Regions from separate parts of the Homo sapiens genome. Here all the other regions are linked to region 2. A link is a loop called in an ENCODE intact Hi-C map of the cell type or tissue named here. Cell type or tissue: dorsolateral prefrontal cortex. All regions are shown on one strand. Links, peaks and the distances in the headings refer to the core of each region. The heading gives the core; the rest is flanking DNA. Region 1 overlaps AK5 (adenylate kinase 5). Region 2 overlaps AK5 (adenylate kinase 5). Region 3 overlaps AK5 (adenylate kinase 5).

What was found. Peaks named below come from ENCODE experiments on the same cell type or tissue, not always from the same donor. Only the 100,000 strongest peaks of a DNase experiment are listed, where the experiment ranks them.
Region 1: it touches region 2 in a loop (8-fold over the local background); 5 of 110 quality-filtered maps call a loop at or near these places.
Region 3: it touches region 2 in a loop (5-fold over the local background); 6 of 110 quality-filtered maps call a loop at or near these places.

The regions. Positions count from the first base shown.
Region 1 is chr1:77,512,666-77,522,375 of GRCh38, reverse strand. AK5 (adenylate kinase 5) reads right to left here. Exons shown (of 14, transcript NM_174858.3): 11 at 3,649-3,812; 12 at 433-549. Among named protein-coding and RNA genes, the nearest start is that of ZZZ3, 170 kb to the left of the region's middle. RefSeq lists an enhancer at 7,063-8,031. In dorsolateral prefrontal cortex, for the core only: CTCF peaks have their summits at 6,676 (motif pointing left) and 7,777; DNase peaks (open chromatin) are centred at 6,745, 7,715 and 8,491; H3K4me3 peaks cover 1,524 bases; H3K27ac peaks cover 5,000 bases.
Region 2 is chr1:77,394,458-77,405,506 of GRCh38, reverse strand. All of the region lies in intron 6 of AK5 (adenylate kinase 5), which reads right to left. Among named protein-coding and RNA genes, the nearest start is that of AK5, 120 kb to the right of the region's middle. In dorsolateral prefrontal cortex, for the core only: no CTCF peak of the experiment used is centred there; a DNase peak (open chromatin) is centred at 5,607; H3K4me3 peaks cover 468 bases; H3K27ac peaks cover 4,842 bases.
Region 3 is chr1:77,525,309-77,536,357 of GRCh38, reverse strand. AK5 (adenylate kinase 5) reads right to left here. Exons shown (of 14, transcript NM_174858.3): 13 at 320-511. Among named protein-coding and RNA genes, the nearest start is that of ZZZ3, 150 kb to the left of the region's middle. In dorsolateral prefrontal cortex, for the core only: CTCF peaks have their summits at 2,278 and 2,478 (motif pointing right); a DNase peak (open chromatin) is centred at 2,497; H3K27ac peaks cover 3,553 bases.

The sequences.
Region 1 (9,710 bases), core at 4,711-9,710, 120 kb before region 2:
AGTAATTGGTTCAGTGATGATGGGACTGTGACCAAATCCAGGATAGGAAACACAACTCTGGGTCTTTTGCTGGACCCACTGGGAAACAGAAACACTTTTCTATGAAGCCACTTAGATGGTAGAAGGTAAGCCTTGATCAGGAAGAAAATGAGACCAACACAAAGGAAAGAGAATTAGAGAGAGAGAGAGAGAGTCAGACAATTGATGAACACATTTGGATATCTGGAGTCAACCAAATCTAAACCACTGCTGGGTGTTTTAGTTACTTAAGTCAATAAATCTCCTTTTTTTAAATTTCTAGTTTGAGTCAAGTTTCTGCCCCTTAAAGTTTTCATTAATGTAATTGGGAAAGAAATAGACTTTGAATTATCACCCAACCTCAAGGATGTCCCCTATTTTTCTTCTGGAAGGATGCCCGTAACAACCACTCACCCTGCGTCCGAACTCTTCCCCTTGCTTCACCTCCCGAGGATAGCCGTCAATCAGGAAGCCCCTGGTGTCCCCGAGGCTGGCCACCATGGCCTCCTTCAGGAGCTCCAAAACGATGCCCTGGAGCAAAGCGAGAGTGGTCAGGACCTGAGCTCTTTCACAGAACACTAGAAGTACCCCAAGTCTCCTTCAGTCATCCACTGAGGGAGGGAGGAAGGTTCAGGTAAGGTTAACAGCAGACAGCAATTGACCATATTTCATTTCACTCTTCCACCTCCACCCCATATTTTAATATCTATGAAATTGGCAGGTATTTATAATCAGTTCTGAGTCATAGTTTAATTGTTAGTGTTTTTTTCTTACTGGTATATTCTTACCAGTTATCTGTCTTAAAATATTGGCATCTTAGATTAGATGAGGTAAGGTAGCTGCATTTCATATGGTAGCACTCCATGAATTAGGCATAATGGCAATTTAAAACTAGACAAAACATGGTATAAAAAGTATTTTACTGGCCGGGTGCGGTGGCTCATGCCTGTAATCCTAGCATGTTGAGAGGCCGAGGTGCGTGGATCACCTGAGGTCAGGAGTTCAAGACCAGCCTGGCCACCATGGTGAAACCCCATCTCTATTAAAAATACAAAAATTGGCCGGGCATTGCCGTGGGCACCTGTAATCCCAGCTACTCAGGAGGTTGAGGCAGGAGAATCGCTTGAACTCGGGAGGTGGAAACTGCAGCAAGTCAAGATCCTGCCACAGCCCTCCAGCCTGGGTGACGAGCGAGACTGTGTCTCAAAAAAAAAAAAAGGTATCTTACTGTTAACTTTTTTTCCAGTAAATATTTTATAAAATTTGACATCTACTGACTTAAAAGACTTTAGGTAGATGTAAAGTAGCATTTTCAAGTAACATCACTTTCTTTGTTGAAAATTTGTATTTAGCAAGTGCTATGGTAAATGAAGTAGGAGAAATACACCAGAGTCTGGAAATTGGTAGAGGAAAAACGCAATCAGCTGCCAGTGGAGGAATTCCCTTTTCGTGGGCTCTCTGGCTTTTGGCAGGGGCTTGGGGAATGCGGCCATTGCAAGTGTGGTTAGAATCTATCCCTAGATAATCGTGAATGAAGTCCTCATGAAGTTTATATTCTAATGAAGAAGACAGACCATAGATGAACAAATAAATATATAATGAAGAGTCAGCGAAGATAACTGATAGGTACAAAATTAAAGCAGGACAAAGAGGTACAGAATGCTAGAGGTGTTACTTTCTATAGGGTGGTCAGGGAAGGCATCTGATAAAGTGTAACACTGAAGTGGAGATCTGGATGAAGTCAAGGACCAAACTATGTGACTGTATGAAGGGAGAGCATCAGGCTGCAGACACAGCAAATGCAAAGGCCCTGAGGCAGGAACAGGCTGACTTGTGGGAGGAACAAGGAGGCTAGTGGTGGGTGGGAGTGAGCAAGGTGAGAGTGGTGAGAAATAACACTGGAGAGGGAGCTGGAGGCCAGAGCTACAGAAAGGACTCTGATTTCATCCTAAGTGTGGCGGGCAGCCATTGGAAGGTTTTGAGGAAGGGAATAACACACTTTGATAAATGTTTCAAAGAAATCATTCTGGCTGTGTCAGAAGTGTTTGAACCAGAGCAACTCCATCTTGAATAAAGGCTGGATAAAATAAGGCTAAGACCTACTGGGCTGCATTCCCAGAAGGTTAAGGTATTCTCTTTTTTTTTTTTTTTTTTTGAGATGGAGTTTCACGCTGTTGCCTGGGCTGGAGTGCAGAGGCGTGATCTTGGTTCACTGCAACCTCTGCCTCCCAGGTTCAAGCAATTCCCCTGCCTCAGTCTTCCAGGTAGCTGGGATTACAGGTGCCCGCCACCATGCCCAGCTAATTTTTTGTAGTTTTAGTAGAGATGGGGTTTCACCATGTTGGCCAGGCTGGTCTCAAACTCCTGACCTCGTGATTCACCTGCCTCGGCCTCCCAAAGTGCTGGGATTACAGGCATGAGCCACTGCGCCCTGCCAGGTTAAGCATTCTAAGTCACAGGATGAGATAGGAGGTCAGTACAAGACACAGGTCATAAAGACCTTGCTGATAAAGCAGGTTGCAGTAGAGAAACTGGGTAAAACCCACCAAAACCAAGATGGCAACAAGGGTGACCTCTGGTTGTCATCACTGCTACACTCCCATCAGCGCCATGACAGTTTACAAATGCCACAGCAATGTCAGGAAGTTACCCTATATGGTAAAAAAGGGGAGGCATGAATAATCCATCCCTTGTTTAGCATATCATCAAGAAATAACACATAAAATGGGTAACCAGTAGCCCTTGGGGCTGCTTTGTCCATGGAGCAGCCATTCTTTTATTCCTCTACTTTCTTAATGAACTTCCTTTCACTTTACAACTTGCCCTGAATTCTTTCTTGCACAAGATCCAAGAACCCTCTCTTGGGGTCTGGATTGGGACCCCTTTCTGGTAACAGCTGCTGTGAAAAGAGGAGACTTTAGGGAAAAGAGTGGGCTCCAGGAGGCCAGCTAAGTGGCAGCTGTAATGGTCTGTTTTCCTTTCATGAGGACCATTCTGGCTTCCAGGTGGGAAACAGAGTGCAGCTGGTTATAGAGAAATCAGACAGCTCTGTTGCTAACAGAGACTGTATCATACGGCCCTCATTACAGAGCCTATCATGGGACCCAGTGTGGCAGGGATGAATATTTCTTGATATCCCTACCATTCAGCTTCTTAGAGATGGATGGTGACTTTAGAAGAAAAAAGATAGAAAAGGGGATATTCTTAAATTACACAAGAAGATACCAAATTTCAAGATAATCATACCTCCCAGAACTAAACCAAAGCATTATTTTATATTTTCTGGGGGTTTCTAATTCTAGGCTCTGCTGCACCACACTCACTTCTATTTTGAAGCCTTTCCAATTCTAAAGTGGGATGAATTTAGGGGAAAAATGTGAAATTAGGCCAACATTTGAGGGCCTGGTAGAGCAACAAGATGGAAGGAGCCTGGGCCAGCTCGACCTGGTTGAGTAGAAGGTCTGTCTGCTGTAGACCTGCCTGCATCTGGATTGCTGCAAAGGAGGGAAATAATATACAGCTATTGTTTCTTTGGGTTTCTTAGTTCCAGCAGCTCAGATTCATTACAAAAACCCCAAAGGTCTCCCCAGACAGGAAAGGCAGTAATGTGGGTCAGGCCATGTTGCTTACTGAGGGCACCAGGTCTCCACGTTCCATAATGTCTCTGATCAATTTGCTTCTTTCAGATTCTGATGCCAGTTCCTCACGCAGGAGCTCGCCAGTTGAGAGATGTGTAAATCCATATTTTTCCACCAGCTTTTCACACTGTGTGCCTTTGCCAGAGCCAGGACCACCTTGAAAAGAAGTCATGTGTCAGACATGCATTCCAAGTCTGGTGCCTCATTTTTAATGGTAGTCACCATGGTGAGCAAGCCTCAGTGTTCCAGTCACTAAGCATGTATTGGGAACTTGAGATTTGCTATACCAGGAGCTGTGCTGAGAGTGGTGGATGCAAGTGGAGAATGGGATGCAGCCCTTGCCTTTAAAGAGCTTAGATTATCCATGAAGCGGGAGGGGGCAGGTGTTACAGAAAAACAAGCAGTTACTTTTCATAGACCACTTGTAACCCATGGTCACAGGCAGTTAGTGAAGATGAGTACAGCCTACTATCGGGGCACAGAGGAGGGGTACTTGGCTCCGTTTTGGTAGAGATGCAAAGTCAGAAAAGTTTCCTTGGAGAACCGAACCCACTCATGTGCAAAGCACTGGCCACAATTCCTGATACTTAGTGAATGCTCAACAAATGCTAGCTTTTAATTTAAAAAAATAAGTGTTTTTATTTTCAGCAATCACCAACTTACAGAAGGGTTGTGAGGACAAAGAACTTTCAGAAACACTTGGGAATAAGTTGCTAATTGGATGCCTCTTTACTCCAGAACCTTTTAGTGTCATTTCCTACAAACAAGGAAACAAGCATATCCTCCATCATAATGATATCCTTGGACCCCTACAAATTTCAACTGAATTGTCCCAATTGACTCAATAATGTCCTCTGAAGTCAATGGGTCAAGTTCAGGATCATACATTGCCTTTAGTTGCCATGTCCTTCTGCTTTCCTTCAGTATAGAACAGTTTCTGTGGGTTTCCTTGACACATTTGAAGATTATGAATAGTTATTTTGTAGAATGTCCCTCAATATGTTTTATTACCTTATTTTTTTCCTTAGCTATTATCAATTCTGAGTATCTGCCATATCCCTTTCATAATAGTATGTCATAGGATTTTATGTCTGAAAATAATAATAATAGCTGACCTTTATCAAGCGCTTACTGTACCAGCCATTATTCTAAACATTTTAGGTATTACGTACAAGGTTATATAAAATAACCTTAAGAGGCATGCACTGTTATTATTCCCATTTTACAGACGAGGAAGCAGAGGCACAGAGAAGTTAAATCCATTGCCTAGGCTGCACTGCTAGTGAGTAGCAAGCCTAGGATTTGAAGCCTGGGCTCTGACTCTCAGAGGTGTTCCCTTCTCTCCTCCCCATTGTGGCCACATTGACCTGGCCACACTTCAGGTCCTCATCTTCTCCGCCTGGCGTATGGCAATCACTCCACCTCTGCATGTCAGAATCGGAGGGGCTTTGGAGCCCCACAGACTTGCTAGCAGGATGATGTGCCTGGAAAGCAGGGCACTCCCACCTCCATAGCACTCAATGGCCTCCTATGCTCCCAGAGTAAAATTCAAATTCCCTACAGCAGCACCCCAACTCTCCAGAATCTAGTCCGACTTTACCTCTCCAGCATCTTTCCCCGCTATTTCTTCTTCTTCTTTTTTTTTTTTTTTGAGATGGTCTTGCTTTATCGACCAGGCTGGAGTGCAGTGGTGTGATCTCAGCCCACTGCAACCTCCACCCCCCAGGTTCAAGTGATTCTCCTGCCTCAGCCTCCCAATTAGCTGGGATTACAGGTGCGCACCACCATGCCTGGCTAATTTTTGTATTTTTTGATACAGACAGGGTTTCACTACGTTGGCCAGGCTGGTGTCGAACTCCTGGCTTCAAGTGATGCACCCGCCTCAGCCTCCTGAAATGCTGGGATTACAGGCATGAGCCACTGTGCCGGGCCCCTCTCCCCATTTCTTACCCTCCTCCAGCACTGTCATGTCCAACTAACACAATTCTTGGACTTTCAATGCTTTCCATGTGCCTGGAAAGGAGGGCACTCCCACCTCCATAGCATTCAATGGCCTCCTATGCCCACACAGACTTTTCCAGGCTACCACGCTTTTGTTCTTCTTGGTCCTCAGCTTGAAAGGCCCTTCCTTCCTCCTCTTCTCTTTGTTTTCTCCCCCAGCTTTATTGAGGTATCATTGATAAAACTATAAATTTAAGATGTACAATGTGATGTTTGATATACATATATATTGTGAAATAATTACCACAATCAAGTTAATAAACCTCCACCTCACATAATCTTTTTTTTTTCTGGTGCTGAAGACATTTCACATCTATTCTAGCTAATTTCAAGTATACAATACAGTGTTGTTAACTGTAGCCATCATGCTGTACATGAGGTCTCCAGAACCACATCTCCTCACTTCCCTAGCCCCTGGCAACCACCATTCTTACAATCTGCTTCCATGAATTTGACTTTTTATGATTCCACGTACACGTGAGATCATGCAGTATTTGTCTTTCTGTGCCTGGCTTATTTCACTTAGCATAATGTCTTCCAATATGTTGTCACAAATGGCAGGATTTCTGTCTTTTTATGGCTGAATAATATTCTATATTCTAGCACATTTTTTTACCCATTCATCTTTTCTTTCTTTCTTTTTTTTCTTTGAGATAGGGTCTTGCTCTGTCCCCAGGCTGGAGCACAGTGGCACAATCACAGTTCACTGCATCCTTGAACTCAAAACTCCCGGGCTGAAGCAATCCTCTTGCCTTGGCCTCTTGAGTTAGCTGGGACTACGGGTCCCACAGGTGCACATCACCACACCCAGCTAATTTTCAGATTTTTTGTAGAGACAGGGTCTCTTGCTATGTTGCCCAGGCTGGTCTTGAACTCCTGGCCTCAAGCGATCCTCTCACCTCAGCCTGCCAAACTTCTGGGATTACAGGCCTGAGCCACTGTGCCCGGTCACATTCATCCTTTTTTTTAATGATCAAGGTCGTCCTCAGCCCTTAGGTCCAGATCACATGTTTCCCCCTTCTGGCAGGAGCCAGACCTCTCACCCTCAGCTCTGTTGGAGCCAATGCTGTAAACAGCGCCGGGTGCTCCCTGCCTGTCTTACTCTTGGGCTGCAGCTCCCTCACTGGTCGCCGGCCCTGCAAGCTTCTCTGGGTGCCCTGAGCACATCACACAGCACTTTGCACATCGTAAGTGCACCATAAATGCCTGACAAAGTTTTCTTGCTAAAAGGAAACATTTACCATCAGCATGCAAAACATGATTGAAATTTTAGTATGGTAATGAGGATTTACAACTCATTCTGCGGTTTTCCTGGTTTGCCTTTTTTCATACTTAAAACTCCTTTCTTTGTGCGGTTGGCAACTTCCCTCTTAAGGGACAACATTAGTTGTTGACCCTTTCTAATAGAAGGGCCCCTCCTTCCCCCTTCTTTGCCTTGCCAGAAAATCCAGGAAAGGTCTGAGTTTTCTATCTTCTGCTCATCTATACAGCTGCTCTAAGCCAAATGGGGAGGAGGTCAGACCCCTCATAGTATTGTCAGGGAGTCAGGGATGGGCTGGATGTAATAGGAAAACAGCAATTATGGAGGCTCCCCAAAATAATGCAGACCACTTAAAGAAGCAGCCAACTGCCAGCTAATGCTATGTTTACTGTAAGCACTATGCCTCCCGTCTCTCAGTATAATAGGAATGGAGAGTGTGGGAACAAGGTGGCCACTCTGGAGAAGTGGTGCTTCCAGGTAAATGACTAAGGGGTGCAAGTGGCTGAGCTCCTGAAAAGGCCATCAGGGCTTCTGTGGCTGGATTTACCTGGAAATGCTTTTCCTGGGATGGTTGGGAGCCCTCCATGTGGAAAAGATATTTTCAGACTTGGCTTACAAGGCAAAAATGCCATGTTCCAATTATTTTCTTCCTTTAGCATCCTGCTAATATGACTATTACAGTTTTTGTTCCTCTAAAATGTTATTTAATAAATCTCGACACAAAGGCAATTAAAAATCTTCAGCTCAAATTAACAACAGCTGTGTGTTGAACAGCAGCCGCTGCCCCAGTTAGAAACTTTCGTGGGAGCAACAGCTGCAAATTTTTAGCATTCTTTGGCCAAATGGCGCAGGCACTGTGGAATTTTAAGTAATCTACACAATAGCTTGATTCTTCCCTTGGCTCCAAACTGAAAAACAAAGTGATTTTATCACTGCAGTGAAAGCACAAAAACTGCTGGTAGAAACATAAATTTTCATATACTGCCACCGACATATCTTTGAGGTCTTAACTTATGACTTTTAAATAAAAAAACAATGGGGCCTTGATATCCCTCCAGGATAATTTGTTACCCGGCAAAAGATATTTTGAGGAACCGCATCTCAGAATGAGTGGGCTGTGTCCTCTGGTGGCAAGACGACTGATGACAGACAGGAGCTGTCACATTTACTGTCATCTCACTCATTTTTAGTGTACCATTACCCAAGGCTCGAACCCCTGAATAAGCCCATACACCATACCACGTGATATGATTCACAAAGAGATTGTGGAATATGAGATTCTATTTTGAAGTTGTCTGTGAATACCTCAAAAAAAGGTGGAAAAATGTAAAAAGCGTTCCCTGTGAGGCCAAAGGTGCTATATATTGTGAAAAGTGCATGTACTGTGAACGCCCAATTTGCATCTGAGTAAGTCATTTCCCTACAGGTCTCGACAGCATTGCCACAGAAGGAAGGGAGGGGAGAGACTGTATGGGAATTGCCAGCCCAGGGAGTCTAAGTCTGCCTTCTCTTCGGTACCTGGTGTTCTTTGAGAAGTAGAACTGAAACCATCTGCATCACCTCGGCATGCCCACGTGGGTCACGTTTTCCAGTTTGCTTTGTATTGACAGGAGCAATCCTCTCCTGTGAGATAGCTCCTGGATTCAGCATCCTGAGCTGGACTCCTTAAGATAAGGACCAGCCTCCGCCTCCCAGGTTCAAGCGATTCTCCTGCCTCAGCCTCCCGAGTAGCTGGGACTACAGGCGAGTGCCACCACTCCTGGCTAATTTTTGTATTTTTAGTAGGGGCAAGGTTTCACCACGTTGACCAGGCTGGTCTCGAACTCCTGACCTCAAGTGATCCGCCCACCTCGGCCTCCCGAAGTGCTGGAATTACAGGTGTGAGTCACTGGGCCTGGCCTAAAATGACTTTTGTTGACATTTTATTGCATCTTACTAACTCCAGGATGTTACCTGGAATTAAGCATGAAGTTAATTAACACAGCTCTTTTTAAAGAAACATCTATTGGACAGCTAGAATGGGTTTGACACTGCTAAGCACTAGAAATAAAAAGACCCAGAACTGGGTCTTTTCCATCAGAGAGGTCACAATCTAGTGGGGAGGATGGACAGGGGAACCATCATCACAGCAGTGTGATAGGTTCTATGAGTGGGGGCTGTAAACACCATCGCAGAAGCACTGGCTGGGACTCCTTAGGAAGGGGAAGGGTAATTAATCACCTTTGCCAGCACAAGGAAAGTGTGGGAAAGATGGCATAAGGCTGAGCCTGGTGTCTTCAGTAATGGAACTTGGAGCATGAAAGGGCTCTGCATCTGCACAGGGGTGGAAGTGGAGGAGTATGAAGTATCATGAAGGGCACGGGATGGGTGATCTGACAATCAACACTGGTTCCACCACTTACTAGTCACGTGGTTATAGAGCAATCTTTTAATTTCTCTGAATCTTAGTTTCTTATCTGTAAAATGGGGGGAAATAATCACCAACTTTCTGCCTCATTCCACTTTAGGGTCTCCCTCCTCATCTCCCATACCTGATCAGTTGCCAAGCTCTGTCAAGTCTACATTTGAAAAGTCTCCAGCTTCATCCATATCCCTACAAAGGACATGAACTCATCATTTTTTATGGCTGCATAGTATTCCATGGTGTATATGTGCCACATTTTCTTAATCCAGTCTATCATTGTTGGACATTTGGCTTGGTTCCAAGTCTTTGCTATTGTGAATAGTGCCGCAATAAACATACGTGTGCATGTGTCTTTATAGCAGCATGATTTATAGTCCTTTGGGTATAT
Region 2 (11,049 bases), core at 2,994-7,993:
GCCCTCAACCTTGAAGAGGCTGGCTGGGGCCATCACCAAGGTTAGGATATGCGGTGACAGTCAGGGCAGTAGCAGACAGAGCTCTCCATTCAAGAAGCAACCGAGGCCAAGGGGGCACATGAGGCCAAGTGAGCCATGGGAGGCTTGTAAACCCGGTTCAGACAGCTGAAAACACAGCTAGTGCTTAACTGGAGTTTCTGCTCTCCCGTGTAGCAGCTGTCTGACTTTGAGCAACTTATTTCTTAGCATCTATACAATAGTGGTGATAATATCCACCTCAAGGGATTGTTGTGAGGACTACAGAGATGGTCTATTTAATATCCCAGCATAAAGCCTGACACAAATTGTCACTTTCATTTCTCTCTTTGAGACCCTACGGCTGAGAGACCATGTCCCATATATTTTTGATTGCTTCTGTAACATACATGCATATGATCTCTCCCTCTCTCAAACACATACACATTTTTTTAAAACTTGGGGATGTAGAGTGAGGAATATAAGAAACGTTGAGACTTTCTAGGGGGTCTTATATCCTCCGAGTAATTTGAACAAGAATATTTTTATTTCCAGCATAGACTAAAATGGCTGATTGTCCAATTCAAGAGGAAAAGATAAAGCACAATTCATAAAATCATTTAACAAGTATTTGTTGAATAACTACTATGTACTAGCTATTCACATGTGGATTCTTCAACTGACCACTTAAGCTCTGGACATACAAACGTAGAGCCATGAGGAATGAAGATAACATTCATATAGTCAACTCAGCCATGGGATGGCGCAGATGCTGCTGAAGCCAATTTACTCTTATATCAGGACCACAGAATTAAGTCAGATTTCATTTTCTACAACATTTCACTTCTACAACTCCAGAGTGGCATGGGACTTTTCTTTTAATTCTTTTAGCAAATATTATGGCACTGAACCCTGAAGAGCATTCTGATTGAATATTATCATAATTGCCACTTAATTGGCAAAGATTTTTACAAAATGATGACATTCAGTGTTGGAGAGGTTGTGTGTATGGTGAAGGGAGAACTGGCTTCTAGATCATCAACCTTTTTTTCTCACTTGTTTTTCATAAACAACATATGTTGATACTTAACAAGCAGAAACGATCCCCACTCCCCCAAGGAAACGTGGCAATGGCAGGAGACATTTTTGGTTGTCACACTTGCAGGGGGTCAGGGGGCTACTTGCCAGGGATGCTGCTAAATATCCTACAGTACCCAGGACAGCCATCCTCACAACAAAGATTTGTCCCATCTCATAAAATGTCAGTCGTGAAAAAATTGTGAAGCCCTTACATACATTAGGTTTTCTTGACTTTGGGATTTTTAAACAGTGTTTTGAAATTGAAATAGTGATGTTTTAAATCACAAGCATTCTTATACACCAATAACAGACAAACAGAGAGCCAAATCATGAGTGAACTCCCATTCACAATTGCTTCAAAGAGAATAAAATACCTAGGAATCCAACTTACGAGGGATGTGAAGGACCTCTTCAAGGAGAACTACAAACCACTGCTCAACGAAATAAAAGAGGATACAAAACAAATGGAAGAACATTCCATGCTCATGGGTAGGAAGAATCAATATCATGAAAATGGCCATACTGCCTAAGGTAATTTATAGATTCAATGCCATCCCCATCAAGCTACCAATGACTTTCTTCACAGAATTGGAAAAAGCTACTTTAAAGTTCATATGGAATCAAAAAAGAGCCCGCATTGCCAAGTCAATCCTAAGCCAAAAGAACAAAGCTGGAGGCATCACGCTACCTGACTTCAAACTATACTACAAGGCTACAGTCACCAAAACAGCATGGTACTGGTACCAAAACAGAGATATAGACCAGTGGAACAGAACAGAGCCCTCAGAAATAATGCCGCATGGCTACAACTATCTGATCTTTGACAAACCTGAGAAAAACAAGCAATGGGGAAAGGATTCCCTATTTAATAAATGGTGCTGGGAAGACTGGCTAGCCATATGTAGAAAGCTGAAACTGGATCCCTTCCTTACACCTTATACAAAAATTAATTCAAGATGGATTAAAGACTTAAATGTTAGACCTAAAACCATAAAAACCCTAGAAGAAAACCTAGGCAATACGATTCAGGACATAGGCATGGGCAAGGACTTCATGACTAAAACACCAAAAGCAATGGCAACAAAAGCCAAAATTGACAAATGGGATCTAATTAAACTAAAGAGCTTCTGCACAGAAAAAGAAACTACCATCAGAGTGAACAGGCAACCTACAGAATGGGAGAACATTTTTGCAACCTACTCATCTGACAAAGGGCTAATATCCAGAATCTACAATGAACTCAAACAAATTTACAAGAAAAAAACAAACAACCCCATCAAAAAGTGGGCGAAGGATATGAACAGACACTTCTCAGAAGAAGACATTTATGCAGCCAAAAAACACATGAAAAAATGCTCATCATCACTGGCCATCAGAGAAATGAAAATCAAAACCACAATGAGATACCATCTCACACCAGTTAGAATGGCAATCATTAAAAAGTCAGGAAACAACAGGTGCTGGAGAGGATGTGGAGAAATAGGAACACTTTTACAGTGTTGGTGGGACTGTAAACTAGCTCAACCATTGTGGAAGACAGTGTGGCGATTCCTCAGGGATCTAGAACTAGAAATACCATTTGACCCAGCCATCCCATTACTGGGTATATACACAAAGGACTATAAATCATGCTGCTATAAAGACACATGCACACGTATGTTTATTGCGGCACTATTCACAATAGCAAAGACTTGGAACCAACCCAAATGTCCAACAATGATAGACTGGATTAAGAAAATGTGGCACATATACACCATGGAATACTATGCAGCCATAAAAAATGATGAGTTCGTGTCCTTTGTAGGGACATGGATGAAGCTGGAAATCATCATTCTCAGCAAACTATCGCAAGGACAGAAAACCAAACACCGCATGTTCTCACTCATAGGTGGGAATTGAACAATGAGAACACATGGACACAGGAAGGGGAACATCACACACCGGGGACTGTTGTGGGGTGGGGGGAGGGGGGAGGGATAGCATTAGGAGATATACCTAATGCTAAATGATGAGTTAATGGGTGCAGCGCACCAGCATGGCACATGTATACATATGTAACAAACCTGCACGTTGTGCACATGTACCCTAAAACTTAAAGTACAATAATAATAATAATAATAATGAAAAAGTTTTCAGCTACAAGAACCTTGGATGTTAACTTCAAAATACAAAGGGTAGCAGGAGTGATAGTGCTGCAGCGGTAGCATAGGTAGAGTGATGAGTTTCTAGGAATAAAAATTTATTTACATTTCATGGGTCAGAAAAGGATCCAGGGAGATATAATTGCAGGACAATAGACCAGATGATGTCTAAAGTTGCTCACAGCTCTGAAATTCTGTGATTAGATGGATGCTATGTTTTAGGTAATTGTTATTTAATGTCTAGGAATCTTAAGAAAATCCTTTTCTTATTCCTAAGGACAGAATTTGCAGAGGATGTGGTCTGCATAATCTGTTTTATGTCATTTAATATAAGAGGGCTAGAGAGGTCAATTGGAAATTTCAAAATGAAATGCTCACCAAATTCCCTAGTTCATTCACAACACATGTTTTAATTTGAATAACAAATGCAGTAACAACTTTCAAAAGTCTACAAAATATATCTAGATTAGGAAAGGGAATTATAGCAGAGGGAGGAGAATTATGCACCATCTGAGGAGAAAACTATAATCATGGTTTGCATTTTTAATGGCGGAAATGAGTTTTTGTTTTTATTTTCTTTTGGCTCTGATTTTCAAACTGCAATAGAGATAGGGCTTGCCACATAATGAGCAATGTTATGTCTATGAGACACCCTAAATGGACTGAAAAGGGATGGTACCAGTTCAATCTTTCCTCTGCGATTCTGCTTTTGATTAAACTTAGGTCTGTCTCCCATTTTTTTCCTCTCCTTCTTGATGGGGAAATCAATTGGCTGTTTTGTTTCAGTGTTATATATCCCATAAGTGTCATTCTCTAAGAACCAAATGAGCTTCTTGAAATTTTTACTTCTCCCTTGATTCATGCAAGAGATTTCAATTAAGCAGGCTCTCCACCAATGGCATTTCTTGTTTGTTACTGAAGCTCCTTCAACATGCAAATAACTGGCCCTTCAAAATTTCTTTTATATGTTTGGAGATGTCCCTCCAAAAGATTGATTGATTGGTGTTCTCTTTGCAGTGACTTTGTTTTTCTTCAACTAAAAATTGAAGATTGCACTAAAAGAGTAATAAACTTTAAAAACTCATGGCTCCTGGAGTGAAGTTATCAGCAATGGAGTAACAACCATTGAGACTACTTTGCAGAACCATATTTCTAAAGCCTCATAATTAACTACAAAATTTGAAAGAGAAACACCTAAGTGGACGTGGTGAGTGAGATGGGTGGGAACAATTCTCTGAGAAAGTAGAGTCAGTCCCATGTTTTGATGAGAATTCCTGTGGTACAGCCCTGCTGAACCAAGCTTGGCGGAACATACTTTTTTTTTTTTTTTTTTTTTTAACAGAATGAAAGAAGGACAAATCATGAAAGAAGACAGATCTAAAAACAGACATGATTGGTATGCAAAGGGATGAGTACAGAACACTTGAAGGCTGTGTATATCTGAGTAAAACACTTATTTTCTAAGCCTTCTGTACAGAATCTTTATTTCACTGGATATAGGCAGCACCCAGAGAACTTTGTGGGGAAAAAGTCAACACAATAAAGAGATACTAGAGAAAATTGTTGTGATATTTATGAACTGTTTTATGAAAAACTTCTCCTTGAACATGAAGCTTAACACTGTAATAGTGACTTTGATTTATTCTGCTATAGAAACCTAGCAGAGAAGGTTAACTTAAGATAACTTTGATTATTCCTACGACATTAGCTCAGAGAATATTTTTTGGAATCTTCATCAGCACTCAACAACAGGAGCACCAGGTAACGCCATTTACTGAACAACTACTATGTGCCACACACTGCATTAGAGGTTTTCTTTATACATTTTTTATCAATTTTAATTTATCACTTGGATTTTATATGGATTTATTCGATTCCTACAATAACATTATAAAACATTATCTCCATTTTAAAGATTCAAAAACTGAGCCTCAAAGAGATTAAATAACTTGTCCAGGTTGTGTAACTACATTGCAGAGCCAGGATCCAAATCCACATCTGTCTGCATCAGACAGATGCAGATGCCAAGGCTGGCAGGATCAGATCTTAGCTGGGCACTTGCAGAACAAAGCAGGGCTTTTGGAAGTAGTCTTAGGATGGACCCCCAAGAATCCTCAGAAACTGTGCCAAGCCAGGTCCAGATGCAATATACTGAAATATTCTTTATCTTCTTCCCCATTTGGGGACCTTAGTAGGTGATTCTGTTTCTCTGCATGATGCATGTACCTTGCTGGGTGGCTGTGGTTGTTGGCAGAAGAACCTTCCTGCAGACTGGCCAGGAAATCAGAAGGAGCAAGGGCAGGCAAAGTTGACTGCAAGAGGCAGATGACTTCCCAACTCCTATGGGTCTGTGTGGGTTGGTAGCTTAAAGCTACAGGGAAACTGGCTACTGCCCAGCAATCCTCTTTGTCTATTGTTGACTCTAGTTGCACCCCACAGCAGCCTTCTAAACCTCTTTGCAAATAACCCTGCCTTTTAGTTTGCTGAGAGGATTGAGGTCATCTAGCATGGATTCTGTTTTTCTCCTCTCATCACTATTCGGTCTCCCTCAGGAATCAAAGGAAGAGTGGGCCTAGCCTCCTTCCAAGAGCCTCTCTGAGATGGGAGAATGGATTTCTGATATGGGCCATGTCTGGTCTGGCACTTCCTAAAGAAGCTGCTCTGGTTCTGTCCCAGAGTTCCAGCCACCAGCACCCACACACATGGGCCCAGCTTAGCTGCCCCTCCCTCACAGCCCAACCAGGGCTTTGGCCCCCTATCCCCTTTGACTGAGAGAAAGCATTCCAGACTCCTTTCCCAGAGCCCCTTGATCTGGCTGTCTAATTAGGAGACAGTCGATTCAAAGCCAGACCACTAACAATAAGAAGGGAGAGGCTCGGTTTCAGGCCATGCAGGAGGTTGTGGTTGAGAGAAAAGGGCCCAAGAGAAAAGAATCCAAGTCAGTGGTGGTAATCGGGGTTCGGAACAATTCTTTAGCTGAAGGGAGGGTGGCTGCAGTGGCCGATTGTCTAAATTTTATAGATTCAGGTACAGCCCCAGAGCAAACATCCTTAGCTTGACCAATGTCCAGATCATGAGCAGATATCAAGTGCCCAATATTCTGCTCGCTAATCTTTGGGTACTATGACAGAACACTTCTAAAATTAAGTTGCTGCAGAAAGCACTTACTTCTATTGGGGGTAGCTGAAATAAACCCCAATGTAGTAAATACCAAGAGGATTTAAGATTTCATTAAGATGATACTGACTAGATAATGCATTGCTTCTCAATCAAAAGTTGCTTAAGAAAGGGATCTGTAGCCCAGAAAATAGGGTGATTAATAGATTTCGTCAAATAAATAAACTTTTAGAATATCTCTTGAGATCCATATAGATTGGACCCAATCTCGTATACCACCTACAGGATGCAATTCAATATAGATATATTGAACACCTACTTTGTTCTAGGTATTAGACTGATCATTGGAGATGCATGGAAGCAAGATTAAATCATATTGGCTTTTCTGTACTTATTAAACCACTAGTGAGGACTAAAATACTTTGAAATGACTTGGTAAAGAAAGCGTTAAAGGGAGAAAATGAGAAAAATGATATGCTCGTTTTAGACAAGAATTACACTGTGCAGTTCTCGTTTTTTCTCTACTGCACCTACAGCATTCTGAGCCCAGCAGTTAGACAAATACTCGTCAAGCTGAATTAACCAGAAAATTAAATTAATTAACATACCCTTTTCCCCTTTCTATTTTCTCTTCTCTCCTCCCAGCATTCCAGCAATTTGAGGCTTTGCAAAACTACAAAGTAGTGGCATTGAGATTTAAAGCTTTGCCAAGAAAGCTTCCAAACTAAAGAAATTCGTTAAAGCCTCAGAAGTCAAATTTCAGCCTCATGTGACATTGGTACCTCTCCTAATTACAGGCTCCATTCTCTTTAATGCTCGAGTGTCTCCCTGCTACAGAGCTCTAAGTGGTACCCTGAAAGCCTGAAAAAAACCCGCTGTGCTGCCTGAGCAACAGATGTGTGACTAGGGGCTAATTTAGGCCCTGGGAAGATCAGGCTCATTCTATTTTCTTTTATTATTTTTCCTTCTCTTTCCTTTTATTATTACTTGTTTAAGTCCATGTGATTCATCCTTTAAAAAAATTTATCTCCTGCAATTTTGACGTTAACTACCATGGCCAAATATGGTCAGTTCATAATTATTGTAAGATTCAATGGAGATCAAGTGGAATCAAAAAGAACAGCTTAGAAGATGGAAAACTAAGGGGAATGCATCTTGCAGTAGGAAGACAGGACATTATGATGAGAGATACCACTAATAAAGTAGAAAAAGCATTTGGATTTTAGATTTTAATTTTATTTATTTATTTATTTAGAGACCGTCTTGTTCCGTTGCCTAGACTAGAGTGCAGTGGGATGATTATAGCTTACTGCAGTCTCTAACTTCTGGGCCCAAGTGATGCTCCTGCCTCAGCCTCCTGAGTAGCTGGGGCTACAGGCACGTGGCACCATACCTGGCTAATTTTTTATGTTTAAATTTTTTGTAGAGACAAGGTCTCACTATGTTTCCCAGGCTGGTTTCGAACTCTTGGGTTCAAGTGATTCTCCTGCTTTGGCTTCCCAAAGTACTAGAATTACAGATGTGAGTCAGTGCTCCCAGCCCAAATTTCTTTTTAGTTAATACACACATTTAATGTTGCCAGTAGTGAGAAGCTTAATGTTTATTAAAAAAATTTAATTGGATTAGTGGACAATCATTCTGGATAGTAAAGTAGCTGCTAGAAAAATTGTGCTAATGTTTCCCCCTGTTGGAGAAGTGGACTCAAAGTAAGGATGACTTGGGGGAAATAATTTAATTCAGTCAAACACGGCAACGTCTCTGCCCTCATGACGGAGGAAGCGCCAAGAGACTGCTAAGACAATCATTACTTCATTGTGGGAAGGGCTGTGATGGAGGTGTGCTTGGAGGTCCTGGGGGCCAGGCGGTGGGTACGTGTGGCAATGTGGGGCTCGGGGAGGTTCTGAACAAGTGAGACTAAGCAGGTGAAGAAAGGAAAGGAAGGGCATACCAGGGAGAGGAAGTGCCGTGAGAAGAAATGAAGGTAAGAAAGATGTAACTTCTTTGAAGAAGATGAGGGTGCCTCTGCCTTAAAATCTTGGGATTATTCTGAGAAGGGGAGATGTCCTTTTCTTACAGTTATCTGAAGGCTTTCTTGGGATTTTAACACCTGGTAGCTGACTATTCTCTACCAGAAATCCCTGGGCATGTGTCTGTAGTGAGTGGGTGCTGTGATGGGCACACAGGAATGTGACAGGTGGGCTCATGTGCATGGCACGAGTTACCATTTATTAAGCATTTACTATATATGCTAGGTAATAGGCAAAGCATCTTGCAAACATCCCAGTTAAATCCCAGAACAATCACAACGTAACACTTTCCCAAGGAAAGAATTTAAAGGGCTAAGTACTTACTTAAGGTCATACAATTAGGGAAGAACACATCTTGGATAAGAACTCAAGTCTGTCTTACTACAATGCCTGTGCTCTTAAGCATTAAGCTATTTCAGCTCTGCAAGAACAAATCCTATGTTCCTAGTTATCCCACATTCATTTGTTTTTCCTTCCTATTTTTAGCTTGAGGGTCATTTCCAAATTCAGAGCCGTTTAAACAACCATCCTCATTTTTTCCCTTACTCACTATTCCCAGGTCTATAACTTTGTGTTAATATTGTTTGTACCAAGTTCCCAAAACACCAAATTGATCTTTGTTTCAGGATAATTAACTTATTAGCAAGATGGCTATGACAGGCTTGATTTAAGAAATAATTACAGAATGAAAACAGAATGGGGGCTTGTTTAACAACTTAATAGCCACTGGGCTACTGGGCTCTTTGTGTAATTGAACAATTTTTCCCCAAGTTTTAGGAAAAGTATAAATGAAGCAGGAGAGACAAAGAAAATTATGAGACTGGAAATCAGATTTACAATAATGGAATTGACATTTACCTCCATGGGCAGAGGAAGAAAATATGCAAATAGATTTAAAAATCCTTATAAATGCTTTTGATGCTAAGACTTTATGTGAATTTAGCTGACTCAACTCTATGGGTAGTTACTCTTCTTATTCTTCCACTAAAATGGCAGAAGAATTGGCTTTGACAGGAAGCAACATGTAGAAAAAGAGATTACCTGCCATCCATACCTATATTTTATTTTCTGAATTGTGGATCATACAGAAAAATAATTTTTTAGCCACATATCAATGAACTATGAACTCAGCAAGTTCAGAATCATGTATAGCCTAATGTTGATCCTGTTGAGTAAGAATGGTATTGATAGATCTTTCAGGCAGTAGTTGAGTTGGGCTGATAGAGGGGATGAAGAGGAGTGAGTCAGGGGATATAGATAAGAATCTTGGGATTATCCGAGAAGAAATAGACGATGCTCTTTCTGGCTTCCTACAGTTATTTGGAGGCCTTCGAATAACTTCTCATCCCATCGAAACCTGTTTATATGTGTCCTGGCTCAACCTTCTCTATCACTTTTGTTTGAGGTTATGTTTTGTTTAGTTATGCCTCTTTTATTTTTTTCAAATATGCTTGAGCCTTCCAAAGACATTTGCAATGAGAGATGCTGTTCTGCAAAGATGCAGCTTCACTCAAAGACAAAGTGAGCACAGGCTCTGAAGAGCCTCTTAGCCTTCTGCTGCCTCAAGCCACATCTGCTTCTCTTTATATTTTCACCTCTGCAACCATGGGCATGGTCAGCCTCCTCTTAAAGGGGACTGGAATTGATAAGCTTACCTAAGGCATAAAAGGCACATAGTCTTTGCAAAGCAACAGATGCCTTCAAATTTTTATAGACAATATTCCACTTGGTACACATGGTCAATAATAGAGACAGAAGCCAACTAGAATTTGTTAGAAGCCTCAGGGAAAAAAGCTAAGCCTGTGAAAAACAAAATTAATGCCAATTTTAAATGCAACCCTCAGGCTTTGCAGAATGAGTCAAACTTGATCACACAAAAACAAAGGCAGTATGTCCACTTTTACAAAATGACAAAGAGACTTTGTAGGATATTTGGAAAGTTTATCACATTTTGCAGGACCCCTTTTCTTCCAAACAAAGCTCCATTCTTATCCTAAAAAAAAAAGAATCCATTATGTCTCTCAGCAGTGTAGGAGATCAATATCATGTTTGAACTCTCCCAAAGTGATCTCCTTCTTTCACTGCAGGAACAAATGAGGGAGAGGAGGGCCCTCATATTCACTTTTAAAATTACTGAGGGGAGTGCAGATTTAAAGGTCTCTTGTCCTGAGTATTCTTAGATCCTGTGTCTCTTAAAAGCTATGTGAGTTACAATTAATTTTTTGGTAAACTTCCCAGTAAATTCTTGAATTCGCAAGCTCATTGGAAGTTTTTAACAGTTGATTATGACTCAACCAATATTTATTGAGTACATACATTTGTTGCGGATAGTATGAAAAGATGTTTTTCTCTAGTATCATATAATATAGATTATGTTTTGACCTTTTAAGAATGTCCTCTCCCTGTCCAAGTAGGAACTTCCATTAGAGATGAGTGAGAAAGTGACATTACTGTGTGGCCATTTATATTAATTAATTCATTACAAAAACTTGTTGTGCACCTACTATATGCCATGCACTAGAGTTCATTGTTCAGTAAAATAGGACTCTTGCCTTTAAAGAGTCCACAATCCAATGAGGGAGACTTTTACTTAACCCTAACATTAATGCAAAATAAGGGCTGTCACAGAGCTGTATAGAGAACTACAGTAGGAGATCAAAAGAGAAAGA
Region 3 (11,049 bases), core at 509-5,508, 130 kb before region 2:
GTCAGCCTCTTGAGTAGCTGGGATTATAGGCATGTGCCACCATACCCAGCTAATTTTTTGCAGAGGCAGGGGTCTCACTATGTTGCTTAGGCTGGTCTTGAACTCCTGGGCTCAAGCAATACACCCGCCTTGACTTCCCACAGTGTTGGGATTACAGGCATAAGCCACTGTGCTGGGCCTTTTGGCCCCAGTGCTGCAGCTGCACAGAGTTCTAATTCCCAGATCCCTTAACTAAAATGTTCTCAGCTTTTTCTCTTTTCTTGGAAAAAAAAAAAAAAGGTAAGCGGCTCATTTCAGAGGAGAAAGTGAAGTGACTCGCCTTGTGTAGCTGTGTTTTTGTCTCGTAGTAGGCGATCACGGGGATGGACGCTCGGTAGTAGGCTTCTAGGCGCTTGGCGATGGTCTTGGTGGTGTCGTCCACAGGCAGGCTGCTCCGGCTCCTTTGGAGAAGGCGGTTGGTCATGGTGTCTGCCGAGCAGTCCATACAGATCACCAACTGTGGGTCTCCAATCTGGAGATGGGAGTGGAGCACAACACAGTCAGAAACCTCACCCTGCTGATGTTCTGGAAAGGCCCAGGGCCTCTGGTTTTTCCTTTCTTGGCCTTCTGGTTCCCTTCAAGGTCCCAGCATTACACTATGGTGCAGCTGGGACTGGACTCCATAGCTCCCCCCTTCCAGGTCAGTTCCCTTCTACACACTGCCTCAGAGCTGTCTCTTGCCCTCAGCTTTTAGGCCACCTCACGTGATGCAGACGAGTATATGCCACCCACTGCAGCCACTGTCTGTCTTCTTCTGCACTGAGAAGAAAGGAGTATGTATGTGTGAGGGGGTGTTTCCTCTAATGTGAAGCCTTTCCTGACCACCTGAGGCACAGCTAATCACTTCTCCTTCAAGCCACCGTGATATAACAGCCACAGGTGGCATTCTGTGGCTGTGCCTGTACTGTGTCAGGTGAGTGGGGCATAATGCTTTAGCACACAGAGGCTGGAATCAGGCTGCTTAGGGTCAAACCCTGGTGTCATGACTTGTCTCCAGGATGGGCTTCATCAATTCGTTATCTCACTTTACTTGTAAGCTACTCTCCCACTGAGACACAGAAACACCTTGAATCTGACCTGTAACTATTTTGACCAACAGACTGTAGCGGAAATAATGTCCATGCTTTTAGAGTCTAGGTCACAAGAAAGTTTGCAGTTTCTGTCTGGTTTTGTGGAACACTTGCTGCAGTGGGGAGTCCGCTGCCATCTAAGATGTCCAACTATCCTGAGACTGCCAGGCTGAGAGGAAGCCCAAGTTAGCCATGTGGAGAGGCCATGTGGACGGAGATGCCCTACCAGCCCCCAACTGTTTTAGATATCCCAGCCCTGGCTCCAGACATGGATCTCAGCCCCAGCCACTGTCTGAGTGCAATTGCATAAGGAACCCCAAGTGAGAACCAGCCCGCTGAGCCCCATAACTTCCAGAACCACGAGAGATAATAACAAATTGTTCTTTAAAGTTTTTATTTTCTTTTCTTTTGTAAGAGATGGGGTCTCGCTCTGATGCCCAGGCTGGAGTGCAATGGCTATTCATGGCATAATTATAGTGCACTATACAGTCTTGAACTCCTGAACTCAAGTGATCCTCTTGCCTCAGCTTCCGGAGTAGCTGGGGCTACACACACATGCCACTGTGCCAGACTTACATATTGTTCATTTAAACTGACTTCCTCATTAACTAGAAGTCTGACTCAACTTCTCTGCATCTGAGTCTTCTCATTCATACAATGAGGATGATCATAGGATTGCTGTGAGGATGAAATAAAATTAAATAAGGTAACATACGTATGCTCCTTGGCATACAGCAGACACTCACTAACGATTCACTGTTACGCTTATTTCCTCTATGAGGCTTAGGTTCCCCGTGTGCAGGGATTAAGAATTCTCTGCTCCTAGTCCCAAGTCTTGCACACAGTAGGTGATGAAGAAATGTTTTAATGAATGAGTGATGGTGGTATGATCTGTGTTATGAGTCTCCCCATCTCCATATCCTTCTCTTAAATGTTCTTTTGTCTCTGGGACATGCTTACTTTGCATCCTCCTCCAACCCTGGATCAGAGGAAACCATTACTCCCCCTGACCTTGCCACATTCGAGCTGTGAGTAAATGAAGGCTTGCCACCACTGTAGAAAGTGTGTGGGGTGGGATGAGAACAAAGTTCAGTCAAGAAGAGGATGTTTAGGCAACACGGAGAACTCGTAATATCGTGAGTTGCCAGACAGTGTTGGTCAAACATTTATCTACCTCCTCTGAGGGGTGTACTTTAAGGAACAGAGTGGAAACATTCTCCAAAATCGACAACAGTGCAATAAACCTCTGGAATAGGTCATGCGACTTTTCTGTCTGTATTAATTGGAAGGAAAAAAAAAAAGAGCATTTGTGCAGCAAGAAAGGCTGGGTGAGGGTTTAGGAAAAAAATGACCCTTGTTCACCAGCAGAGGGCGAGCTTGGGAGGCGGCTTAATGTTCTCCCTGAAACAACTTTGGGTTAGGGTTGCATGAGACAGCCAGGCGATTTTTCCAATTGTGGGGTTATTTTCAGGCCATTTGTGGGGACAGGAAAGATAATTCAGGGACACAGGTACAAACAGAGATTATATGTCACTGAGCAGGAGCCGGCAGCAAATGACCTTTTAGACCAAAATAAGCACGGGGCAGAGAGGTAGCTTTTTCTTCCACACTGATTCCCAAAGTGTGGCCCACGGACCAGCAGCATGTCATTTGGAAGCTTGTTAGAAATATAGACTCTCAGGCACAACACGCGACCTGCTGAAGCAGAATCTGTTTTTTTTTTTTTTTTTTTTTTTTTTGGTGACAGAGTCTTGCTCTGCAGCCTAGGCTGGAGTGCAGTGATGTGATCACTGCAACCTCTGCCTCCCAGGTTCAAGCAATCCTCCTGTCTTAGCCTCCCAAGTAGCTGGGATTACAGGTGTGCACCACCACACCCGGCTAATTTTTGTATTTTTAGTAGAGACGGGGTTTCACCATGGTGGCCAGGCTGGTCATGAACTCCTGACCTCAAGTGATCCACCCACCTCAGCCTCTCAAAGTACTGGGATTACAGGTGTGAGCCACCGCACCCAGCCTAGAGTCTGCATCTTAACCAGATCCCTAAGTGAGTCTTCACAGCATCATAGTTTGAGAAGCTACTCTGACAAGCCATTTTCCTGTGCCAAAACTAGGGGGTTTGACCTAACCTCTCTCTCCTGGAATCAGCACTCTCTTCCTATATAAAAAGCTATCGATCAGTTATTCTATTTGGAAGTGACCTGAACCATTTGTTTTTAATACCTAAAATTTTTTGAAATGTTTCAATGAGATACCATCTAATTTTTTTCAAAATGCTTCGCTATGTATCATTAGAAAGTCCCTTGGAGTAGCTGTCTGGTTCCTAGCTCTGCTCTTGTTTTCACCGGACTGTGGTTAGTCTTCAACATCAAGTAAGCAGACGAGCAGAGAACTCTGCCCTTGGCTGAATGAATCAGAGACTTGGGGACATTGGCCTGCCCCCAACATCACCCTGCTGGCACCCTGGGGCTCTGGCACCAGCCTCACCGGATTCTCCATGGCCTTTGGTTTTCAGGGGACCTTAGTTAGAGCACAAGTGCCCTTGGAAGGGCTGCTGAGATGCCATCAGCAACATTTCAGCAGCTGGCTATGCTTCACTGTGCTAAGGGCTTTACAAACAGCCATCCCATAAGCCCTCTGGCGCTCTTGCCGGGAAGTATGATTATTCCCACTTTAAGGATGAGGAAATGGAGGCCCTCAGAGGTTAACCTTCCCAAGGTCACTAGGGACTAGTGAGTGACAGGCCTGAAGCAGATACATGTAACCCCAAAGCTTGGTGACCTCACCCTGATGGAGAGAGCCAACGCCTTCAGAATGAAGTTTGGGCAAGAAGCTGAGTGGGCCAAATGGAACCAGGAGAGGGGGGTGGGGCCGTGGGAAAGGGAGCGAGTGGGGTGGGGTGCCTACTCACTTATTTTATTTTTCAGAAGCTGCCTCTGCTGCCTCTTGGGATCTAGTGGGACTGAGAGGTGACAGCATGCTGGCAGCCCTCACAGCCCCCGCTCGATGTCAGCGCCTCCTCCGCCTTGGCGCCCACTCTGGCCGCGCTTGAGGAGCCCTTCAGCCCGCCGCTGCACTGTGGGAGCCCCTTTCTGGGCTGCCCAAGGCCGGAGCCGGCTTCCTTAGCTTGCAGGGAGGTGTGGAGGGAGAGGCGCAGGCGGGAACCGGGACTGTGCGCAGCGCTTGCAGGCGCGTGCGCAGAGCTCCAGGTGGGCGTGGATTCCGCGAGCCCCGCACTCGGAGCGGCCGGCCGGCCGGCCGGATGGCCGCAGGCAGTGAGGGGCTTAGCACCTGGGCCAGCAGCTGCTGTGCTCGATTTCTCGCCGGGCCTTAGCTGCCTCCCCGCGGGGCAGGGCTCGGGACCTGCAGCCCCCGCCATGCCTGAGCCTTCCCCCCCACCTCCCCCTGGTCTCCTGCGCGGCACCAGCCTCCCCGACGAGCGCAGCCCCCTGCTCCACGGCGCCCAGTCCCATCCACCCTGAGGAGTGCGGGCGCAGGGCGCGGGACTGGCAGGCAGCTCCACCTGTGGCCCAGTGCAGGATCCACTGGGTGAAGCCAGCTGGGCTCCTGAGTCTGGTGGGGACTTGGAGAACCTTTATGTCTAGCTAAGGGATTGTAAATACACCAATCGGCACTCTGTATCTAGCTCAAGGTTTGTAAACACACCAATCAGCACCCTGTGGATAGCTCAGGGTTTGTGAATGCACCAATCAACACTCTGTATCTAGCTACTCTGGTGGGGACTTGGAGAACCTTTGTGTCCACACTCTGTATCTAGCTACCCTGGTGGGGACTTGGAAAACTTGTGTCTAGCTCAGGGATTGTAAACGCACCAATCAGCACCCTGTCAAAACGGACCAATCAGCTCTCTGTAAAATGGACCAATCAGCAGGATGTGGGTGGGGCCAGATCCTAGCCTGCAGTGGCAACCCGCTGGGGTCCCCGTCCACACTGTGGAAGCTTTGTTCTTTTGCTCTTTGCGGTAAATCTTGCTACTGCTCACTCTTTGGGTCCACACTGCCTTTATGAGCTGTAACACTGCGAAGGTCTGCAGCTTCACTCCTGAGCCAGCGAGACCACGAACCCACCAGAAGGAATAAACTCCGAACACATCCGAACATCAGAAGGAACAAACTCCGGACACGCTGCCTTTAAGAATGGTAACACTCACCGCGAGGGTCCACGGCTTCATTCTTTAAGTCAGTGAGACCAAGAACCCACCATTTCCGGACACAGGACCACACTCATCCTTGCACCCCTCAGGGCATGAGGGCAGCCCACCAGCACAAGGACATGAGCATTGTGGACTGTGATCATGGTTTTGCTTTGGTCATTCCAGCAAGTGGAGCGGGAGGAGAAGTTTGCCCTCCTGCCCTCTGACTCCACCCCCACCTTAGTTTTCTTCTGATTAAGTCAGAATGGGGGTTAGGCCACGTTTACCAGTGGGCAGGAGCTCTCCATGCCATCCAGGAACTCTTTGTTGAGAATAACAACTATCTTATTCTTGGTGTATGCCTCAGTTTCCTCATTTAAAAATGAGGATAATAATAGTATTTGACTCACAGGACTATTGTGAGGGTTAAATGAGTTTGTACATGTAAAGCGCCTGACTCACTTCAAACACTACATAAATGGGAGCTAATGTTATTTAAGGTGGGCTTTGCAACATAGTCATCCTTTTGACCTGTAAAGTATCCCACTGGTCAGATTTAGGTCTAGAAAGAGTCAGCGGCCTCACTCAGGCTTTTAGCCTAAGTCGCATGCTACAGCATGTTTACCAGAGTCTCCCTGTGCTGGCAGGAAAGGGCCCTGGCTGAAAAGAAAGTGGCATGCCTATTTCTCATTTGCTCTCACCTTGAGGTATGTCCCCTTGGGGGAACCTCACTAGAGGAGGAATATCTGGGTCATTCCAGCATTCCTGAATACACAACCCTAATGATAGTAATACTACTCAATTGATATATAACTTCTCCCCCCACACACCATTACGCAGCTCTAAGTTCTGCAGTGAACCGGGAATCAGAAGAGAGCAGAAACATCTCAAGTGAAAAATCCTATGTGGCCTCCAGGGCTCCCCACAATTCTAAACAACTAGAACACACCAACTGGACATTCCCTTGGCCAGACTCAAACTTTGTGTATGTGTGCATATGTGCACGTGTGTGTGTGTTAAGAGCTCATTCTGAAGATTAGAATACACTTATAAACAGAAACACTGGTTCTGTCAATGAAGTGTCATGAGATAGTTGAGAGTAGTAAGGCAGAGGGATCACTGTGAAGCCATCATTCCCACCTCCACGAGAGTTATGTACATATTCTGGCTAAAGGCAGAATTTCAGCTAAGAGTCTTTTGGGAGGGAAAAGCCAAGAGCAAACCCATGCATTCTACTTCTATTAATATGACTTCTGTTAATATGACTTCCATTAATATGATTTCTGTTAATATGACTTCCATTAATATGACTTCTGTTAATATGACTTCCATTAATATGACTTTTGTTAATATGACTTCTGTTAATATGTGGTTAATTTGGCTGATGTTGAGTATGAGATTGGCTTAATACAGGAAAGCATTTCAATTTCACACCAGGGAGTCAGGCTAAGCACAGAGCCCTTCTCAAGATGGTAAGAATCTATAAAATGGCTCACGCCTATAGTCCCTGCACTTTGGGAGGCCGAGGTGGGCAGATCACGAGGTCAGGAGTTCAAGACTAGCCTGACCAACATGGTGAAACCCCATCTCTACTAAAAATATAAAAATTAGCTGGACGTGGTGGTGGGCACCTGTAATCCCCGCTGCTGAGGCAGGAGAATCACTTGAGCCCAGGAGGCGGAGGTTGCAGTGAGCTGAGATCACGCCATTGCACTCCAGCCTGTGGGACAGAGCAAGACTCCGTCTCAAAAAAAAAAAAAAAAACCTATAAAACGGGGGTCCTAACACCTGTTAAGTAGGACTGTAAAAATTAATCAAATGAAATGTGTAAAGCATCAAGTTCAGTTTCTGGCGCATTGTAAGTACTCAAAAAATAATTACTATTCCTATGTTCTGTATGATTTTAACTAAGCAAAAACAGGCAGAACAAAGCTTGGGGAGAACATACATTAAATATTAATAGGTATTATCACTGGGTGGTTAGTTATTCTTTGTTTTATATTTTTGTGTATTGTTTCATACTATATAATTTTTATTTCTATAGTCAGAAAAAATACACATTATTAAAAAAACTGTAAAGACTTATTGAACACCATATGTAGGCTTATAAGTGTGTAAAGGCACTTGTCAAGGATCCCATCCAATCTTCCCAACAATCACTGAGGTATGTATTTCCAACCAACATTTTGTAGAAGAGGAGAAGGAGATCTACAAAGTTAGCTGACTTGCTTACCAGCCAATGAATTACAAAGCCAGGCTCCAAATACAGGCCTGTTCACACCAGAGTCACTATAACCAGGGGTTCTCAGCTGGAGTGGGGAATGAGGATGGTGATCAGAAACCCTGACTCCTCCCTCATATTCCTTCTGCCTCATTACACACATCTACATGCATACATGCATTACATACATGTACATATACACAGCCCCTCCCCCAGTAATCATTCTGTAAACTGAAGGTATAGGTTGTAATTCAACAGGGATAAAACCAGCTTGGGGAATAGAAGATAGGAAGGTAACAGAAACCACACATAGACTTACCCTTAAGCTGTGGACATTAGTTTGCATTTGATTTTTAGCGATGTCATATGCAGTGTCCAAGGAAATCCTCAAAGGACCTTGTATCTCGGAGAACTCAGCTACAGGTATGCAAAAGTGTCAGCCTAACTAACTGAATTTTTAAAGGAACTGATGGTCCAATGCATCGGACGCATCAATCTCGGTGACACAGAAAGGCTGGTGAGATTTTTGTGGGCTGGTTAAAACCTCTCCAGGCTTGAATGGACCTCAAACATAGTTGCAGGCCTGATGCACTAGGGGAAATACTATGCTTTCAACCAAGCTGATTACTTTGAATCTCTGGGGAAAATCAGATGTCTGCATTTGTCTTTGTCAAATTTCAAATGAATTTCTTGCTTGTAATTTGGAGGGGAGCTACAAATGAAGGGCCCTGCAGGGCATTAAGGAGTCAACAGTAGCTCATTCTGTGTTTGTAGCATCTTTGTTCATCTGGTCAGGTTTTATTATTATTATTATTATTTGAGATGGAGTTTCACTCTGTTGCCCAGGCTGGAATGCAGTGGTGCGATCTTGGCTCACTGCAACCTCTGCCTCCTGGGTTCAAGCGATTCTCCTGCCTCAGCCTCCCAAGTAGCTGGGATTACAGGCATGTGCCACCACGTCCCGCTAATTTTGTATTTTTAGTAGAGACGGGGTTTCGCCATGTTAGTCTGGCTTGTCTCAAACTCCTGACCTCAGGTGATCTGCCCGCCTCGGCCTCCCAAAGTGCTGGGATTACAGGCGTGAGCCACCGTGCCCGGCCATCTGGTCAGGTTTAAAGCAGGAGCTCATTCTGGAGGGCTGGATGTGTTCTCTTGCACACCTGCTTAATTGATACTAGAATCTTCTAAAGTTACTGTACCCAGGGACAAATCAATGTCACTCTTGGTCTCTGTAAGTTCCTCCTAGCAGTATGTAAGAAATCATCTTTGTAGATGTCTAAAATCTCACTTAACGGTTGTATGCTCAGTAATGAAATGTGTTACCTGTGTGTTGTTTGAAATGGAATCATGAATTTTAGCATTGAGTGTAACTGTCCAGTCACCATGTTGATGACTTTCTTGTTCCTTAGTTCTAGTTAGGCTTCTTCTCTGCCACATTCTAAAACCGGTCTGAACGGGGACCACAGTGGGAGAGGAAGTTTTTTGCTTTACTTTAGGGAAGATCACATGGACCATTTGAATTCATACTTACGCCAGAGGACAGACCAATGGGCTGCATAGAGCTCTGAGCTCACCCTAACTGGGTTTTAAGCAAAGGAGGAAGTGGTGATGGAGCAGGAATTTTAGAGGCTTGTATGAGGTGTGATTAACAAATGAGTGATGCTAAACTAGATAATATTTTATAAACTTTTATAGCTTAGAAGACATTTATGCATGTTATATGATCTGATGTTTACAAAACCTTTTAAATAGGTGTTAACAGGTATTATTATCTCCATAATAAATGACAGGTGAAAACCTAGATTTTCTGACTCCAGAGTACACGAGTGACATGCTTTTAATGATTCCACCTTGGGAAGGTCCAGGGTTGTCATTGCTCAAAATGATGTGGAACCCCATAGGCGTTAAGTTCTGGGGTTTGCCTTCAGACTCAATTTTAAAATTCCCCAAAGAAGAATAAGGATTATAATTTAATTTTGTTGTTGTTGACCGAGAGAGAGAGAGAGACCTTATTTATTTACTATACATCTTGTCCTCGATCATTTGAGGGTTTCAAGAGAATGTTCTACCACCTCTCAGAGCAATTAAAAAAAAAAAAAGACTTGGCCAGGCGAGGTGGCTCAAGCCTGTAATCCCAGCACTTTGGGAGGCTGAGAGGGCAGATCACGAGGTCAGGAGATCAAGACCATCCTGGCTAACACGGTGAAACCCCATCTCTACTAAAAATACAAAAAATTAGCCAGGTGTGGTGGCGGGCGCCTGTAGTCCCAGCTACTTGGGAGGCTGAGGCAGGAGAATGGCGTGAACCCGGGAGGCAGAGCTTGCAGTGAGCCAAGATCGCACCACGGCACTCCAGCCTGGGCGACAGAGCGAGACTCCGTCTCAAAAAAAAAAAAAAAAAAAAAAAAAAAAGACTTTTATTCCCATCGCTTCCAAACATGCGCAGGACCTGTCCTGACTTTCCTGGAGGGTCTCTCAGAGCTCTTCTAACCTTAAGTTCAAGGGCAAGGTAAGTGGGAAAAGCCTGAAACACTGTTGACCCTGCAGCAGTTATTACACATCTACAATTGTATGTTAGTGTCATGTTTACACAACTGCCAATCCTCATAGACAGGAAGCTTCTCAACGTTTGTACCACACCTTCCTCTTCCTTTCCCCTCCAACCCCCCAGCCCTGCACAGGCCTTGATTCTAAGGTGGTGTAAGAAAAATACTCCTGTTCCTCAGTTACTTAGAATGTATCCCTAGGGACTTATCCACAGCCTAGACGTTGGCTAGAAGATTAGAATAAACAAAATCTAAAACAATCCATGGAAGGCTTAATATTGCTAAGATGTCGATATTACCCAAAGTGATCTACAGATTTAATGTAATCCCTATCAAAATCCTAATTTTTTTTTCCAGGAATAGAAACATCATTTTAAAACCATATAGAATCTCAAGAGGCCCTCAATTGCCAAAACAATCACCAAAAAGAACAACAAAGCTGGAGGTCTCACACTTCCTGATTTCAAAACTTATTACTAAGCTACAGTAATCAAAAGAATGTGGTACAGGCATAAAGACAGATATATAGACCAATAGAATAGACAGTCCAAAAATAAACTCTCACATATATATGGTCAAATGATTTTTCATGAGGATGCTAGTATGGTTTGGAATTTGTTCCCTCCAAATCCCATGTTGAAATGTGACCGCCAGTGTTGGAAGTGGGGCCAGTTGGAGGTGTTTGGGTCATGGGGGCAGATTGCTCATGAACAGCTTGGTGCTATCCTCGTGGTAATGACTGAGTTCTCATTCTCTAAGTTCATGGAAGATGTGATTATAGAAAAGCGTCAGGGGCCTCTGCCATCTCTCTCTCAACATGTGATGCACTGGCTTCTCCCTCACCTTCCGCTGTGAGTGGAAGCTTCCTGAGGCCTCACCAGAAGCAGATGTCAATGCCATGCTTCCTGTACAGGCTGCAGAACCATGAGCCAAAATAACCTCTTTTCTTTATAAATTACCCAGCCTCAGGTATTCCTCATAGCAATGCGAACGGACTAACATAAATGTCAAGATCATTCTGTA